Linked DNA regions of Homo sapiens: region 2 is linked to region 1. The links are chromatin loops, found by intact Hi-C in ENCODE. Cell type or tissue: CD14-positive monocyte. All regions are shown on one strand. Links, peaks and the distances in the headings refer to the core of each region. The heading gives the core; the rest is flanking DNA. Region 1 has its middle 35 kb from the start of PCNX1. Region 2 overlaps PCNX1 (pecanex 1).

Evidence for each region. Hi-C counts contacts between places; a loop is a spot of excess contacts. Peaks named below come from ENCODE experiments on the same cell type or tissue, not always from the same donor. Only the 100,000 strongest peaks of a DNase experiment are listed, where the experiment ranks them.
Region 2: a loop joins it to region 1, with 2.0 times the contacts of the local background. A loop is called at or near these places in 1 of 110 quality-filtered maps.

The regions. Positions count from the first base shown.
Region 1 is chr14:70,868,265-70,877,075 of GRCh38, reverse strand. No RefSeq gene overlaps it. Among named protein-coding and RNA genes, the nearest start is that of PCNX1, 35 kb to the left of the region's middle. RefSeq lists an enhancer at 4,344-4,423. In CD14-positive monocyte, for the core only: CTCF peaks have their summits at 3,094 and 3,298 (motif pointing left); a DNase peak (open chromatin) is centred at 3,275; H3K4me3 peaks cover 293 bases; H3K27ac peaks cover 305 bases.
Region 2 is chr14:70,916,051-70,924,861 of GRCh38, reverse strand. All of the region lies in intron 1 of PCNX1 (pecanex 1), which reads right to left. Among named protein-coding and RNA genes, the nearest start is that of PCNX1, 13 kb to the right of the region's middle. In CD14-positive monocyte, for the core only: no CTCF peak of the experiment used is centred there; a DNase peak (open chromatin) is centred at 2,991; H3K27ac peaks cover 1,495 bases.

The DNA of each region.
Region 1 (8,811 bases), core at 2,124-4,623:
TGAGCTCCACTTTAAACTCAGTAATTTAGCTAAGAAACAGAAGCTAGGCCAGGCGCCGTGGCTCATGCCTGTAATCCCAGCACTTTGGGAGGCCGAGGTGGGCAAATCACGAGGTCAGGAGATGGAGACCATTCTGGCCAACATGGTGAAACTCTGTCTCTACTAAAATACAAAAAAATTTGCCCGGCATGGTGGCATGTGCCTGTAGTCCCAGCTACTTGGGAGGCTGAGGCAGGGAAATTGCTTGAACCCAGGAGGCAGAGGTTGCACTGAGCCGAGATCGCACCACTGCACTCCAGCCTGGCAACAGAGCAAGACTCTGTCTCAAAAAAAGAGAAAAGAAACAGAAGCTAAGTTAAAAAGACTACCTATTGAACTAAATCAGTCTTTGCAATATACCTTTCTGGCATTTAGCTGGCTATTTTGAAACGCTTTTATTAAAGAAAATTACATCTGTGAAAGAAATCTCTATTTGTAAGGGTGTCTACCTCTGTGCAACACAAAGAGACAGAGGGCTAAGCCCCTGGAAACTCTTTAAATTGAAAAGGCATTGATTTAAATTTATATAACAAGCCTTATCATTTAAGATGCTTTTCCTGGTCATCTTGTCTTAACTGGACCTTTACCTATACCCTCCTTCCTTGGTTTGGGCAAATGGTGGTATTTAGGCCTGAAGTAGGAAATGGTTTGGGGGAAAGATGAATGGGCCCTTAGAAAAATTAATCATGGTTTGTGTGACAAGGTCTGTCTTGGTGTGATGAAACCTTCTCTCCTGTGATAATAGTTAATCTTCCCTGGTTTCTGGAACTTCCTAGGGGAGAGTGTCAGAGGCATTTGAACCAGAGCAACTCCATCTGAATAGGGGCTGGGTAAAATGAGGTCTTGAATAGGGGCTGGGTAAAATGAGGCTGAAACCTACTGGGCTGCATTCCCAGACAGTTAAGGCATTCTAAGTCACAGGATGAGATAGGAGGTCGGCACAAGGTACAACTCATAAAGATCTTGCTGATAAAACAGGTTACAGTAAAGAAGCCGGCCAAAACCCACCAAAATCGAGATGGTGATGAGAGTGACGTCTGGTTGTCCTCACTGCTACACTCCCACCAGCGCCATGACGGTTTAAAAATGCCATGGCAACATCAGGAAGTTACCCTATATGGTCTAAAAAGGGGAGGCATGAATAATCCACCCCTTGTTTAGCATATAAACAAGAAATAACCATAAAACCATGCATTTCTATGGAATAGCCATTCTTTTGTTCCTTTGTTTCCCTAATAAACTTGCTTTCACCTTATTGACTTGCCCTGAATTCTTTCTTGCACGAGATCCAAGAACCCTCTTTTGGGGTCTGGATCAGGACCCCTTTCCTGTAACAACAGGATTGATGGCATTTGGATTCCTTTGGAAAATCTGTCTTTAGACAAACAAGGAGAATTTTTAAAGCCTTGCTCTGAGTACCTGTTAGCAGCAATAGTATACAAAAGCAACATATTTTGGGGTCATATCTTCCGAACTTCTGAAACCGCCTTTGCCAAAATCATACCTGAGGAAATTATGACAGTGAAAGAGATCAGACCTAACTGACTCCATCTTGCTTTCAACCTTTAAGTTGTCCTTGTTCATTCCTGGGCGTAGGCTGAACTAACCTTCAGAAGGAATTTAGTTTATAGTTTAACTCTGAAACAAAATTGATAATAGCCCTTTTCCAAAAAAAAAAAAAAAAAAACCCTTCTTGTCTGGGGACCGGTCTGCCTTTATAGGACTAACAAATTAGCTACAAGATTAGAAATTGTGGTTTAGTGACCACACAGCCTCCAGCTGCAAGATTCTTAACCTCCCAAAATTGCTCCTGGGGAAAATATAACTATTGGAAAACCTAAGATCAATGCTTGAGATATTTTGCAGACCCTGCACTCCATGGATCAACTGACTCCACCCAGACTGGTAATCTGGTTCCACCAATTCTATGATCCCATCCAGGAACAGAAGACAACAAGCAAGAAAACTCACTTGACTCCTCTATGATTCCATCTCCAACCTGACCAATCAGCACTCCCTACTTCCCGAGCCCCTACCCGCCAAATTATTTTTAAAAACTCTGATTCCCAAATGCTCGAGGAGACTGATTTGAGTAATAATAAAACTCCATCTCCCGCACAGCCGGCTCTACATGAATTACTCTTTCTCCATTCTAATTCCCCTGTCTTGATAAATTAGCTCTGTCTAGGCAGCTGGCAATGTGAACCTGTTGAGCAGTTATACTTCTTCAATGGCTAGTTTTGTTTAATAAGTAATTCAAGCATAATTGTAAAGAATGAGTAAATAAGGTGAATGTAAATGGCATCAAAATTTATAAATAAATTTATCATAGTTTCCAAAATCTTTTTCAGCAACTTCAAATTTTAAAATCATGTTAAATTAAGTAATTGAAAATTACTTTATTTTCAATTCATTTTAAATTCAATAAAATACTGAAACATTAATTATTAAGCATAGCTTTAGTTTATATACTTCAACATCTTGTTTTTAATACAGTATATAGAAGTTAAATATATTTGGATCTATTAAGAAACATAAAAATCTGGCTGGGCGTGGTGGCTCATGCCTGTAATCCCAGCACTTTGGGAGGCCAAGGCGGGCAGATCACCTGAGGTCAGGAGTTTGAGACCAACCTGGCCAACATGGCGAAACGCCATCTCTACTAAAAATACAAAAATTAGGCGGGCATGGTGGTGTGCGCCTGCAATTCCAGCTACTTGGGAGGCGGAGACAGGAGAATTGCTTGAACCCAGGAGGCAGAAGTTGCAGTGAGCTGAGATCATGCCACCGCACTCCAGCCTGGATGACAGAGCAAGACTCTATCTCAAAATAAATAAATGGATAAATAAATAAGAAGAAACATAAAAAATTGAGGAAACATTTCTTTCTAAAAATTAGGAAATGGCTTTCATCTACAAATACTGATATAAAACAGTTTAAAATGGATTACTTCCTTGATTGTTCACTGGAAATTAATGTTACTAAGAGTTAAAATTATGATTAATGTATATAATTAAAATATGGTACATATATGTTTACTATATGTGAAATGGGTGGAGTTCCCTTATCACCTTCACAGGGTATGTGACAGGGGTGTGGCTTGCCTCTTCAGGGCCCTACTTCTCAAACCCTAGGGGAGCATGCAGACGGGTGGGTCATGGAGAGCATTTTTGGGCTCTGACCCACAGCAGAGTCTAGGGTTGAGGGTTTGCAGCTCCCGAAGCCCCAGCGGGAGTGTGTTACAGTATATTCTTTCAGCTTTGCCATCTGCTGGTGGCTTGTGTTAATCAGCTCAATTAGACCCTTTGCCCTATCACAAGGACAAAGGGTTTCTGTAGCCTGGGTTCTTGCTCTAGTGTACTGGAAAAATCGGATCACATGTGGACTTGGAGAATGAGTGCAAGGTTTTATTGAGTGGTGGAAGTAGCTCTCAGTGAGATGGATGGGGAGCAAGAAAAAGGATGGAGTGGGAAAGTGGTCTTCCCTGGACTTGGGCCATCCAGCAGCTAGACTTTCCTCCAACCACCCTGGCCGAATTCCTCTTGGTGTCATGTCGTTCTGCCTTCAATGGCCTGCTGGTGTCTGCTGGTGTCTGTCTTCTGCTTCTCTCAATGTCCAGCTGCTTGTGTGTGTGCCCGCTGGGGTCTCAGGTTTTTATGGGCACAGGATGTGGGGGGTGTGGTGGCCCAAAAGGCAACATTTTGGGTGTGAAAACAGAAACATCTGTCCTCATTTAGGTCCGTGGGCACAGGCTCGAGGATGGAGCCCTCATCAGGGACCCCCCCCTTCTCTACCCAGCACTTCCCTGCCCCCCTTCCCATAGCATATGCCTATATACAATACATATTATATATAACATACATAATATATACATATAGTACATATGGGTACTATATGTATGTGCTATACAGAATATATAGTACATTTATAGTATATATATGGACAGAAATATACTATACATATAATATAGCATGTATGTAGTGTAGTATGAACTATACTGAATATATGTACTATACATATATTCTATAGTACATATATTCTGTATTGTACATATATATGTATTGCATGTATGTACTATACAGAATTATTTCTTTTGTTTTTAGTTACATATATGTAATATGTACTACTGATGAAGGCAGGAGACAAATTCCTAGGCAGATAGGGAAGAGTCCCTAGGCTAAAACCTCACTTTCAAGCCTAAAATAGCCTGAAGGCTGAAAGACTGGAGTGCTGGTCTAGGATGAAACCTGTGACCCAGAGGGAGAACTTCTGCCCCTGTTTGCCCACGCTTTCCCAATTGATTCTTTCTGAATAATGCCTTTTAACCCATTGAATGCTGCCTTTTCTGATACTACCTATGGCTTGCCTGGGCATGCCTACGTGTGCACTGGGGGACTGGGGGGCCACAAGCAATTCATGCCTTATTCAGGGGAGGAGCCTGGCCTCATAAGCTCATGTGCGGTGGCCCTGGTTTTCAATTGTGAGGGAGAAACCTGCTTGGAGATCCCCTCTCTTTGCTGAGAGCTTTCCTTTCACTTAATAAATTCTTCCCTCCTCACCCTTCAATATGACCACGTGCCTAATTTTTCCTGGTCATGAGACAAGAACTCTGATTTAGCTGAACTAGGGAGCAAAAATTCTGCATCATTTTGGCCTATACGGGGGTTTGTCAGAAGGGTGAGTAAAACGCTGCCCCAAAAATATCTTTCACTTTCGTTTCTGAGCTTTCTCATCTTCAGACTTCTTCTGAAGGCAGGGAAAACTGCCCCCTCCCTGTCACTTTCAGGGGTTGGGAATGTCAGCCTTGGTCCAATACAGTCTTTTCTGTGGCATTTTCCTTCTTTTTTTCAGAATTAAAATAGCACCTATCTTTTCTTTTATAATATTGGGGGTGTTCCACCCCCACTCCAATGGCCACAGGCATGTTCTTGTGACAGACAGGCGAGCAGCAGCTCCCCACCACCTCTTTCCCTCCTAGCTGGGGCACGTGGCCATGTCTGCTGCATACACATGCTGTGTTCAGTGGCCATGCAGTGCAGGACTGAGCCACAGCCACTTCCCAGGCCCCAGGGCAGTCTTGGGGGCCCAAGGCCCTTCATGGCTAGCTGGCCATGTTTCCCACCACGTGCCCACGGAGTCTTCCCCTCCCCCAGCTGAGGGGTCCAGCTTGTTCTGAGCCTGAGGGAAGAAACAGGAATTAAAAATTTCTTTCCCTGTTGGAGAAACTCATTTGCATCAGAATAAGAGGTTTCTTCCTCAACAATCTTCTCCAGCTCTACCCTTAAGCTGTTCTTTTTCCTTTTCTCCATCAGGTCGGGAGTTAATGGGTTGGTTTGAAGGTAGTTGAGGTTTTTGCCATTACTTAGCATGGCGGTGACCACAATTGCTTTTGCACCAACCTAATAACACAGCCGTGCAATACAGGGGGCTTCTCCATGCCAGAGTTTTTTTTTTTCTTGAAAGGCGTTTTAATAGGCCAGGACCCCAATTCACAAGACACTCTTTTCTATCCCTTGTTGGAGGAGGACCCAATTCCACAGCTTCACCCATGACTTAATGAATCCATGAACCCCACTGAGACACATTCTTGTCCCAAACTCAATTCCAAACTTTGGGTTGAAACTCTAGGAAAGAAAACTGGATCTGAGGCAGATGACAATGGAAGTTAAGAGACATAGCACAGGTAAGCATGACTAATTCCTGCCAATTAAGCCAAGCCTCCCATTTCATGGATAGTGGTCATGCTAGTATCTATGGCATGCATGAGGTCTAGGGAACTTGAAAGCTACTGACAGCAAGGGGAAAGGCAGTGTGTGGGTAAGGGTGGATAATCCTACCCTCTAACCCACCTGTTAACATGGGTGAAAAGGCACATTGACACCCATGGGCAGCACCCTGTCATTGTCTTCAGGACTCCGGGATACAAGGAAAGAAGGAAGAAAAGGGATGCCTCTCTTGCCTCTCCCTCACATACCCTGGGTATTTGCTGGGAAGAGAAGGGAACTAGGCATGCCTTGCTCCCCTCTTTCTAGATGAGTAGCCATTCATCTTCAGTCTTTACCCCTTTCAAAAGTACATCCTGAACCCTTGGGACTCCTTTGAAAAAAAATGCCTTTTTTATTACCTTTTTCCACCTCTGTCCTCTCTTCACAGATGGGTAATTGTGTCCCTGTGCTACAGCACACTCCCCTTGGATGCATCCTCCAAACTGGGAAAAATTAATATCCCCTACCTTAAACTGGTTGCCTTAGAATTGAACTCAGAGGAAGGGAACCTAGAAGGATGACATGCTGGAAAAAGGGCAAAAGTTTCATCATTCAGATGTTGGCCTCTCTCTACCTGTACAAACTGGTAAAAGGAATGATAAGGATCACTGTTTATATTCTCTGTAAAGTTTTGATTAATGAAAAAGGATTTGTGAAGTTAGTCTTAAGCTGTAGCCAATCTGATGTGATTTGCATGTCTTTCTGTGTGATTCTGTCAGGAAGAGGGGTACCATATGATAGGATGTAGGCCTAGGACCCCATAAGCCTGCTGTTCAAGTCAGCCTGGCAAACTGGTCAGTAACAAACTTTGCTGCAGGCCTCCATCTTGTTTTACATCCTTGGGAGTGTGACCTGTAACCACGTGGCAGTACTTTCTTTTAGTCTCCGCCATTTTACAATGGCAACCTGGGTTCAATCCTGGCTTGAGAAATGAGTACTTTTGGGTTGATATCTGTGTGTAACTTTTGCCATTTGCTGATTCTCTTCCTTTCCATGAACAACTTCCAGCTTCCTTTCTTAAATCTTTCTTTCTCTGAATTACCTTTAAAGGTCCTAGATTTTGTAAAAACTGCTTACTACCCCTTCGAAAATACTTCATACATTTGTGGTTAAGTCATAACCTTAATTGAAGCTTGTTGGTTTCACCTGTGAGTTACTTTTGGTAAAGTTCAAATGCCAAAAATATTGGCAGCTTGGCACGGCTAAAGTCAGCTTACAAGGAATTTAAAAGGACTTTCTTTTTATTTTTTTTCTTTTTCTTTTTCTTTTTTTTTTTTTTTTGAGACAGAGTCTCGCTCTGTTGCCCAGGTTGGAGTGCAGTGGTGCAATCTCTGCTCACTGCAAGCTCTGCCTCCCAGGTTCACGCCATTCTCCTGCCTCAGCCTCCCGAGCAGCTGGGACTACAGGTGCCTGCCACTGCGCCCGGCTAATTTTGTTTTGTATTTTTAATAGAGACAGGGTTTCACCGTGTTAGCCAGGATGGTCTCGATCTCCTGACCTCGTGATCCACCTGCCTCGGCCTCCCAAAGTGTTGGGATTACAGGCATGAGCCACTGCGCCTGGCCAAGGACTTTCTTAAGGAATGCTCTACTTAATTAAAAGTGGATATCCAAGTTATAGGTATATTTAAAAGACCTTTATGTTCTCTCTTCTTGGATCTTGTTTTGCTGGAAAAAGATTTTTTTCTCAGTCGACTGAATTACTGTTCTCCCCATGTCTTGCAATTCTTAATGCATGCATGAGAGGCCCTAAGATAACTTCTGATGACCTGAGACTCCTTGAGAAAAACAGAAAAAGTGCCACAGATTCCATTTTGGGAGAAACATCTCTTTCCTTTATGGAACCCCAAGAATTAGAAATGGATCAATCTGTATCAAAATTTATTTTTTGTCTTCCAGCTATACCTCTGTATTGGGCCCTGTTTCTTAAAAGTCTCCACCCTGAGACCAATAATCCAATTAAAAAACTGGCAAATGAAAAATCTTACAAATACTGGATCTTCTTTTGTCTGTCTGTGTAGTTATATATGTATTATGTGTGTGATGTTTATATAAAAAAGCTCTAATTAATTGGACCAAAGAAAAAATAAGCACTTAGATTGAATATTTTTGAAGGAAAATTAAAAGCTATAATATTTTTTAGTTCATGTGAGTTTAATCTTTGAGAAATAAAAACAGTAAGTATTATTGGTAAAAAAATGCAAATATTGTTTGTTTTTTTGTTTTTTTTTAAGATGGAGTCTCTCTTTGTCTCCAGGCTGGAATGCAGTGGCACAATCTTGGCTCACTGAAACCTCCGCCTCCCAAGTTCAAGGGATTCCCTGCCTCAGCCTCCCAAGTATCTGGGACTATAGGCACACTGCCACCATGCCCAGCTAATTTTTTGTATTTTAGTAGAGATGAGGTTTCACCATGTTGGCCAGGATGGTCTCAATCTCCTGACCTCGTGATCCACCCACCTCGGCCTCCCAAAGTGCTGGGATTACAGGCATGAGCCACCGCACCTGGCCAAAAATGCAAATATTGTTAAAATGTAAATAGGTGGTCTAAGTTATGTAGGTCAGATAGTAAGTTTGCTAAACGTTTTAAGGTTATAAACTGCTTCTTTGGCTTTTGAGAACTATTCTGCAACTTGCCTGCTTCACAATTGGTGAGGCCTGGGGATGTATGGAATTAACCACACCCTTAACTATGCTGGAAGGAGTCACACTTCATTGGCACCTAGTGCATAATTAAAACAACTTACCAGATTTTACATTAAAGTTAAAAATTGCTAAGAGTTATCATTATAACATGTAATTGAGACCACTGAAAATGGATTCACCAGCAAGGTGTGTAAGAACAGTAAAATGTGTTTTTAGTAAAAGATTATAAGAAGGCATGGAATGAAAATTTTTGCCTGAGGTTAAAGGATTGTTTTAAATTAGATAAGATAAAGCTAAAGGCTTAAACAAGTTGTGGAAGGTTTCTAAAAACTGATCTTGCAAAAGAAATGCTGTGTGTGAACA
Region 2 (8,811 bases), core at 2,030-4,529, 48 kb before region 1:
CAACAAGCAGTTTGGGAGGCTGATGTGGGTGGATTGCTTGAGCCCAGGAGCTCAAGACCAGCCTGGGCAACATAGCAAAACCCTGTCTTTACAAAAAATACAAAAATTACCCAGGCGTGGTGGGGTGTGTGCTTACAGCCCAGCTACTCAGGATGCTGAGGTGGGAGGGTCACCTGAGCCCAGAGAAGTGGAGGGTGTGGTGAACCATGATCACGCCATGCACTCCAGCCTGGGTGAGAGAATTAGACCCAGTGTCAAAAATAAAATAAAATAAAGGAATAAACTAGTTATATAAGGTGACTAGTTCAAAATTAATAAACTAAAATCAAAAGTTTTGGATGGAACCTAACAGAAAAAGGACATTAAGTGAAAACTAAAGAAATCTGAATAAAGTATGAACTTTAAGTTAATAATGATGTATCAGTATTGGCTCACTGGTTGTGACAAATGCACCACAGTAATCTAAGATGTTAACAAGAGGAGAAACCGGATGCAGTGTATACGGGATCTCTCTGCACTATCTTTGAGACTTTTCTATGCATTCTAAAACCAGATTTCTTTTAAAATATCTTGAGGGCAATTTGGTAGGTTTTTTTCTGTTTTTTCTTTTTCTTTTTTTTTTTTTTTTTTGAGACAGTCTCACTCTGTGTCACCCAGGCTGGAGTGCAGTGGCACAATCTCGGCTCACTATAGTCTTGACCTCCCAGGCTCAGTCAATCCTCCCACCTCAGCCTCCCAAGTAGCTGGGACTACAGGCACATACTAACATGCCCAGGTAATTTTTTGTACTTTTTGTAGAGACAGGGTTTCCCCATAGAGCCCAGGCTAGTCTCGAACTCCTGGACTCAAGCAATCTGCCTGCCTCGGCCTCCCAAAGTGCTGGGATTACAGGTGTGAGCCACAGTGCCCAGCCTAGGCAGTATCTTTCAAAACTGCAGAAGTATTAGCCCTTTGACAAAGCAATCCTATTTATAGGAATTTATCTTAATAATGTACCTGGACACATGTGAAATGACTGTGCAAATTATTTACTGCAGCATGTTTTGTGTTAGCAAAGGCTGTTAAAAAAAAAATCTGTCAGCTGGCAACAGGTTAAATAATACATCCAGGCAATGGAATACTATTCACTATTAAAACAACTCAAGAAGCCCTTAGCTACCGATGGACAGATGTTTAAGATATATTAAGTGGGGGGTGGGGAAGCCAGTATATACACTAGTATGGTAGGGGAGAGGCAGACATATATTTGAATTTTCATCTTTATGCTACAGTGGGATGCACAAGAAACTGTTCATAGTGGTTTCTTGTGGGAGGTGGTACACGAGTGGACAACAGGAGGATCATGTGCAGGTAGAAAACGGCAACCTTTCATCATCTTTTGGAGTTTTGTTGGTTTTTAATCATGCAAATTTATTGCCATATTTTAAAAGTATTGGAAGAAAACATGAATTTTAAAAAAATCTTTAATAGATATTAGACAAAAACATGAATTTTTTTCTTACAAGCCCTTAATAGGTATTAGATGAAAACATGAATTTTTTTACAAACCTTTGATAGAGCAGAATTTTATAGCATGGAGAAAACTGGTAAATGTGAATACTATATATTTTAAGGTTATATAATAAAAATAGGGGAAATCTTTAATAAACCACAATAACTAATTTTTACATATATATAGAACTCTCACAAATCACAGAAAAACAACGTTTCAGAAAAGGACAAAATATACAAAAGGCAGTTAAAAGAAAAAAGACGTGTGTGTGTCTACTAGGCATATGAAAAGATACTCAAAGAATTCATGATTAAGGAAACATAGATTAAAACAAGATGCCATTTTACACTATCACATTGAGAAAGATTCATAATAACCAATGTTGGTACAAACAAAAGGAAACAGATACTTTCACATCCTGGAGAGAATATAAATTGGTAGATTTGTTTGAGGTATTATTTGGCAACATCTAGTTTGATTTTAAATGTGCATACCGTTTGACCCAGTAATTTTTATAAACTAATGCTACAAATCCCACAAGTCTTATATACGTAAGTGTTCACTAATATATTGCCCAGCATTGTTTGCACTAGCAAAAAAAAAAAAAAAAAGGTAATGACCTAAATGTCCCCCACTAGGGAACCAATAATTTATACAATGGATTACTCTAAAATGGTTCAAAAAATGAAGAAGAGTTACATGCACTTCAGTGGATCCTGCAACACAAATATAATCCCATTGGCTATTTCAAGTACATACATATATGAATATATGTTTGTATATATACACTACCAAGAGGAAACAACCATTATCTCTGAGGCATGTGAACTGGTAGCGTGGATGATAGAGAACAGAAGACTTTTTATTTTATTTATAACATTTCCCCTATTTTTATTATATAACCTTAAAATATATAGTATTCACATTTACCGGTTTTCTCCATGCTATAAAATTCTCCCCTATTAAAGGTTTGTAAAAAAATTCATGTTTTCATCTAATACCTATTAAAGGTTTGCAAGAAAAAAATTCATGTTTTTGTCTAATACCTATTAAAGATTTTTTAAAAATTCATGTTTTCTATATATACTTAACTACTGTCTGGAATAATTTCTACAACTAGTATTATTTTCATGACAAAAACTTAACAAAGGATTTTTAACTTAAGGGTGAAATGCTCCATAAATACACCATACTGGGTAAAAAGCACTATATAAGTTGTACTATTATCCATACCATAAAAGTGTACATTATTGCCAGAATCAGTTACTCAGCAATTTCTTCAGTGCTGAAAAAGGGAGATGAGTTAAACTAAAACCTAAGTAGGAAATAATAAGATGTTTTCAGGCATTCACAAATAACAGACCTCCCAGCACAGTGACTGTTAACTTGGAATGGCCATCAGAATCACCTATCCCGACATATATTTTGAAAAACAACTCCCCCTCCAAATGTACCAATAGACAAATTAAAAATATTGCCTGAAGCATTTAGGGGGTGATGTGTCATAATGTTTGCAACATACTGTCAATTGAGTCAGATATGTGTGTAAGAGAGACAGAGTATGTACAGATAAATACCATGCATCTTTATATAGTTGAAACAAATGTGATTTTTCAAAAAGGTTCATAATAGTGGAATCTAGATGAAGCATTCTTTCAATTTTCTTATACATTTGAAAATCTTCATATACAGAAATTGAAAAAAGATCACTTCAAGTATATTTAAAGTATTTTAAGTATATTTTTCAATAACACATCCTGGTATTCTTCAATATTCAATACTGTGACATTAAGGGAGTAAAGTAAGATTTTTGGTAACAAAGCATATTTTTGTTAAGATTAGCTATCTTTATTCTCACTTTGAAAATATCTTTACCAGCCTGGGCAACATAGGCAGATCTTATCTCTACAAAAATTCAAAAATTAGCCTGGCATGTTGGTTCACACCTGTAGTCCTAGCTACTCAGGAGACTCAGATGGGAGGACTGCTTGATATATAAATCAAATACATATGAAATTGAGGATTTCATTAGTAAAATGCCAAAAACAACCCAAAATTCCTCTTTATTCCCCATCCAAGTTCATTTCAGTTTTGTCATGAGGGTCATGAGGGTCTGTGAGGCTTGTGGAAATTACGTGTAATGTATATTTGTGGCATAAATACTGCTGAGTGAAAATGAAATTGGTTTATTTAGGTTTTCTGAATTGTTTGTTTTTATATCATTTCTTTTAACCATTCCAGATACATACCAAGAATGTTATAAATAATATTCTCAGAAGCTAAAAAATAACTCACTGAGAAACCCTTAATGTGTTAGATAAATTAGAATACTTAAGCAGAGCAAAACACTACATCCAAGAACATACATTCTTTTAAGGAACAATCTTTTCCCCAGAACAAAGATTAATTTGCCCAGTGGGAAGATTATGGAAACACTATTCCAGCACAAATAACCTCATAAAGGTCCCACCATAAGGCCTACCACAGCACCCAGCACACAGTGAAGGTTCTGAATGTATGAATATCCTCTGCATAAAGCATTCTAGGAAATAATTACATCCTCCTTCCAATTCCTGAGCACTTTATGACACACAAGGCATTAGTCATATTCTACCTTATAATATGGCTGTGTACTTGTCTCATAGCCTCAATTTATAAATTAGTAAAAACAGCATTATACAGAGAGCCAAGAGACAGGTGTCCATACTGTCATAAATGAGCTCTAGTCTTTTTCATCTTGGAATTATTTCATTTTACGAAATTTGTCATATGTAAAATACCTCAGTTTTAAAATAGCCTAATATAGGTTAATGGTTAGCCTGTATTAGGTTATTCAAAAATATTCAGAATACTCTCCCTCTCTTTTGTCCATCTGAAATGTATCTATCATAGATGTAAAACCTTTTGCAAATTTTTCTCATAAGATACATTTGACAAATTGTATACATCCTCAAAGAACAGAATTCTAGCCTGTGAGGGGAAAAGAAGAAAGCCATAGTAAAGATGATACTAAATGCAACACAGTGGCCTGGACTGAAGGATCTTGAAACAGAAAAAGTACAACTGATGAAATCCAAATAAAGTGTATAGTCCATTAATAGCATTGCACTAATGTTAATTTCTAATTTTTTGAAACCATGGTTATGTAACATTTTAGTATTAGAGGACACTGGGTGAAGGGTATACAGGAACTCCATCTTTGCAACTTGTCTGTAAATCTAAAATTATAACAAAATGTAAAGTTTTAAAGATGACAACTGCAATAATTAGATCTGTTGAGTATATGTCTAGACAACACTCAAACAAGGAGTGAGGAGGGGTAGGAAAAGGAAAACAGCCAGACACGTGATTCAAGCTTCTCAAAGTTGTGATTAATCTTCCTGCCTGTTCTCAGGGCAGTTGGCGCTCAGGGTTCTATTTGGCTCGTTCAAAGCTCTACAGAATGCAACTTTTTTTTCCCCCTTAAAACCTCAAAGGAAATGACTTCCTTTTCCCTAAGTTTTCTTTTCTTTCTTGTAACACAAAGCAACTAGCACTGACAGTGCAAGTTATAAAAGATGCAACTGCTCAGGTTCCAGGGATAAAAGAAGAACTCTGAACTGTTTTACAATTCTACCAAATAAAGCATCTCCTATTTGGTGGGGGGGGGGGGGGGGGGGGAGCAGAGAAACCAGAGGAACCAGAATCAGTAGCTACTTATTTCATCTATAGTATTTAGTAAAGTTCATCTATATGGATTTAGTAAAGTTCATCTATATGCTAAAGAAGTCAACAGCAATCAACTCTATAGAACGTTTGTTGTAATCTTCTCTTCTCCATATTATTAGTCTGTGCTATTCTAGTGTTATTACTCTCAGGTGTCTCAACTCACCTGCCAAAAAATTCTTAGCCCCTCCAGCTTTCCTAAGAGACACAGGAAAATCATTTAACTCAGATAACAGAAGGAGGCACTCAGTCTCTCTCAAAGAAACATTTCTGCTTGTCAGTTGCTTGCTGTGAAAATTAATTACAAAGAATAGGAAAAATCAGATCAAATTTCTTATGCAATATGTTAGTGCAGTATGCATCCTTAATTTGGACTAAAAAAGTTGAAATTTAAAAAATACTTCAAGAAAAATTCTGTCTACTGTCAAGGACAAAATATTACTGATACTTATTACTGGATGTTTCATTAAATAGTCCATTGAGTCGGGTGCAGTGGCTCATGCCCGTAATCCCAGTGACTCTGGAGGCTGAGGCAGAATGATCATTTGAGGCCAGGAGTTTGAGACCAGCCTGGGCAACATACCAAGACCCCCGCCTCAACAAAAAAATTTTAAAAAGTAGCTAGTTGTGGTGGCACAGGCCTGCAGTCCCAGCTACTCAGAAAGCTGAGACAGGAGGATCCACTGAGCCTATGAGTTTGAAGCTGAAGGGAGTTATTATCACACCACTGTACTCCAGCCTGGGCGATGAAAAAGACTTTGTCTAAAAAAAAAAAAAAAACCAAAAAACCACCAACAAACGAACACTCCATTGAATAAGAAATTGATAACAGTAACACCCTGTTTTGGAAAAGTGTTATGTGAGAGTGGGAAAACAAGTACTCTCAATACTGTTGACAGAGATTTAAATTAGCACTACCTAGTCCTAGAAGAAAATTTGGCATTTTTAACCATTCTCCTCTGCAAAATGCAGGCAGATCTTATGTTGTGCTTAGCTTTATGGTGCTTCACAGATACTGCATTTTGTACAAACTGAAAAGCTGTGACACCTCTGTGGAGCATGTCTCTATCAGCACCATTTTTCCAACAGCATGTGCTCACTTTGTCTGTGTGTCACATTTTGGTAACTCTTCAATATTTCATACTTTTTCTTTACTATATCTGTTACAGTGATCTGTAATCAGTAATCTTTGATTTTACTATTTTAGAATTACAATAGTGTAAATTCTAAAATAAAATAGTAAAATCAAAGATTTGTTGATGGGAGTACCATCAACCTTGCCCACAGACGATAGTAAAGAGTGTTCAAGTGAAAGGAAGAGTCACGTTTCTCTCACTTTAAACAAAAAGCTGGAAATGATTAAATTTAGTGAGAAAGGCACATCAAAAGCCAAGACAGGTAGAAAGCTAATCCTCATGCACCAAAAGTCAAGTTCTGAATGCAAAGGAAAAGTTCTTGAAGAATATTACAAGTGCTACTCCAGTGAACACACAAATGAATAACATTGCTGATATGGAGAAAGTTTGAGTGGTCTGAATAGAAGATCAAACCAGCCACAACATTCCCTTAATTAAGCCAAAAGCCTAATCCACAGCAAGGCCCCAACTCTCTTCAATTCTATGAAGGCTAAGAGGTGAGGAAGCTGAAGAAAATTTGACTCTAGCAGAAGTTGGTTCATGAGGTTAAAGCTGTTGCCATAACATAAAAGTTTACATGAAGCAACAAGTGCCGATGTAGAAGCTGCAGCAAGTTATCCAGAAGATCTAAGATCACTGATGGTGGCTACACCAAACAACAGATTTTTGGTGTAGATAAAACAACCTTCTGGAAGAATATGCCATCTAGGCCTTTCATAGCCAGAGAAGGTTAAGTCAATATCTGGCTTTAAAGCTTCAAAAGACAGGCTGACTCTTTTGCTAGTGTCTAATGCAACTGGTGACTGTAAGTTAAAGTCAATGCTCATTGGCCATTCCAAAAATCCAAGAGCCCTTAAGAATTATTCCAAATTTATTCTGCCTGTGTTCTATAAATGGAACAATAAAGCCCAGAAGACATCACATCTGTTTACAGCATGGTTTACTAAATATTTTAACCCCATCTTTGAGACCTACTGGTCTGAAAAAAAGATTCCTTTCAAAATACTACTGCTCCTTGACATGGTACCTAGTTATCCAAGAGCTCTGATGGAGACATAGAAGAAAATTAATGTTGTTTTCATGCCTGCTAACACAACATCTATTCTCCAGCCCCATGGATCAAGGAGTAATTTTGACTATCAAGTCTTAGTATTTAAGAAATACATTTCATAAGGCTGTCAGACAGTGATTCCTCTGATGGATCTGGATGAAGTAAACTGAGAACCTTCTGGAAAGGTCTCACCATTCTAGATGCCATTAAGAACATACATGATTCATGGGAGGTAGAAATATTAACATTGACAAGGTGTTTGGAAGAAGTTTATTCCAACCCTCATGGATAACTTTGAGGGGTTTAAGACTTCAGTGGAGGAAATCCCACAGATGTGGTGAAAACAAAAAGAGAACTAGAATTGGAAGTAGAGCCTGAAGATGTGACTGGATTGCTGTAATCTCATGACACAACTTGAAAAGATGAGGAGTTGCTTCTTATGGGTGAGCAGAGAGAGTGATTTCCTGAGATCCAATTTGCTCCTGGCGAAGACGCTGTGAACACTGTTGAAATGACAACAAAAGATCTAGAATATTACATCAACTTAGCTGACAAAGCAGTAACAGGATTTGAGACAGCTGACTCTAATTTTGAAAGAAGTTTTACTGTGGGTAAAACGCTATCAAGCAGCATTACACGTACAGATAAATCTTTCATGAAAAGAAGAGTCAATTGATGCTGCAAACTTCATTGTTGTCTTATTTTAAGAAATTGCCACAGCCACCTCAACCTTCAACAGTCACCCCCTGGTCTGTCAACAACACTTAGGCAAGACCCTTCACCAGCAAAAAAATGACAACTCGCCGAAGGTTCAGATAATCCTTGGCATATTTTTAAGCAATAATGTATTTTTTAATTAAGGTATATACATTGTATTTTTAGACACAATGGTACCGCACACTTAACAGACTACAGCATAATGTAAATATAACTTTTATATGCACTGGAAAACCACAAAATTTGTGACTCATTTTATTGCAATATTCGCTTTATCGCAGTGATCTGGAACCAAACTTGCAATATCTCCAAGGTACGCCTGTACTCTCTTTCCCTGGCTCTTTTTTCGTCTTCATTTTACAACTCTGTCTTCCTTTGCTGATTTCTAAATGCTGTTTAGGCCTTGGAATTCTGTCCAAGGCCATTTTCTTTTTAATGAGATAAACTTTCTTCCCAGAAGATCTACATGCTGATAACTTGCAAGTAAATTTTACCCCAGATTTCTCTCCTGAACATTCCTCTTCGACACTCTGAATTCATGTTCTCCAATCTCAAAGATACCTTCAAAATTGTTCAACAATCCTACCATCCCTTGATAGTTCACTTTTCCACTTACCAAAAGTAAGAATAGCATGTCACATTTGGGGGATCTCCCTCAAACCTTAAATATCCTCTTCACCTCCTCTTTCACTCTCAACAGAACACACTCA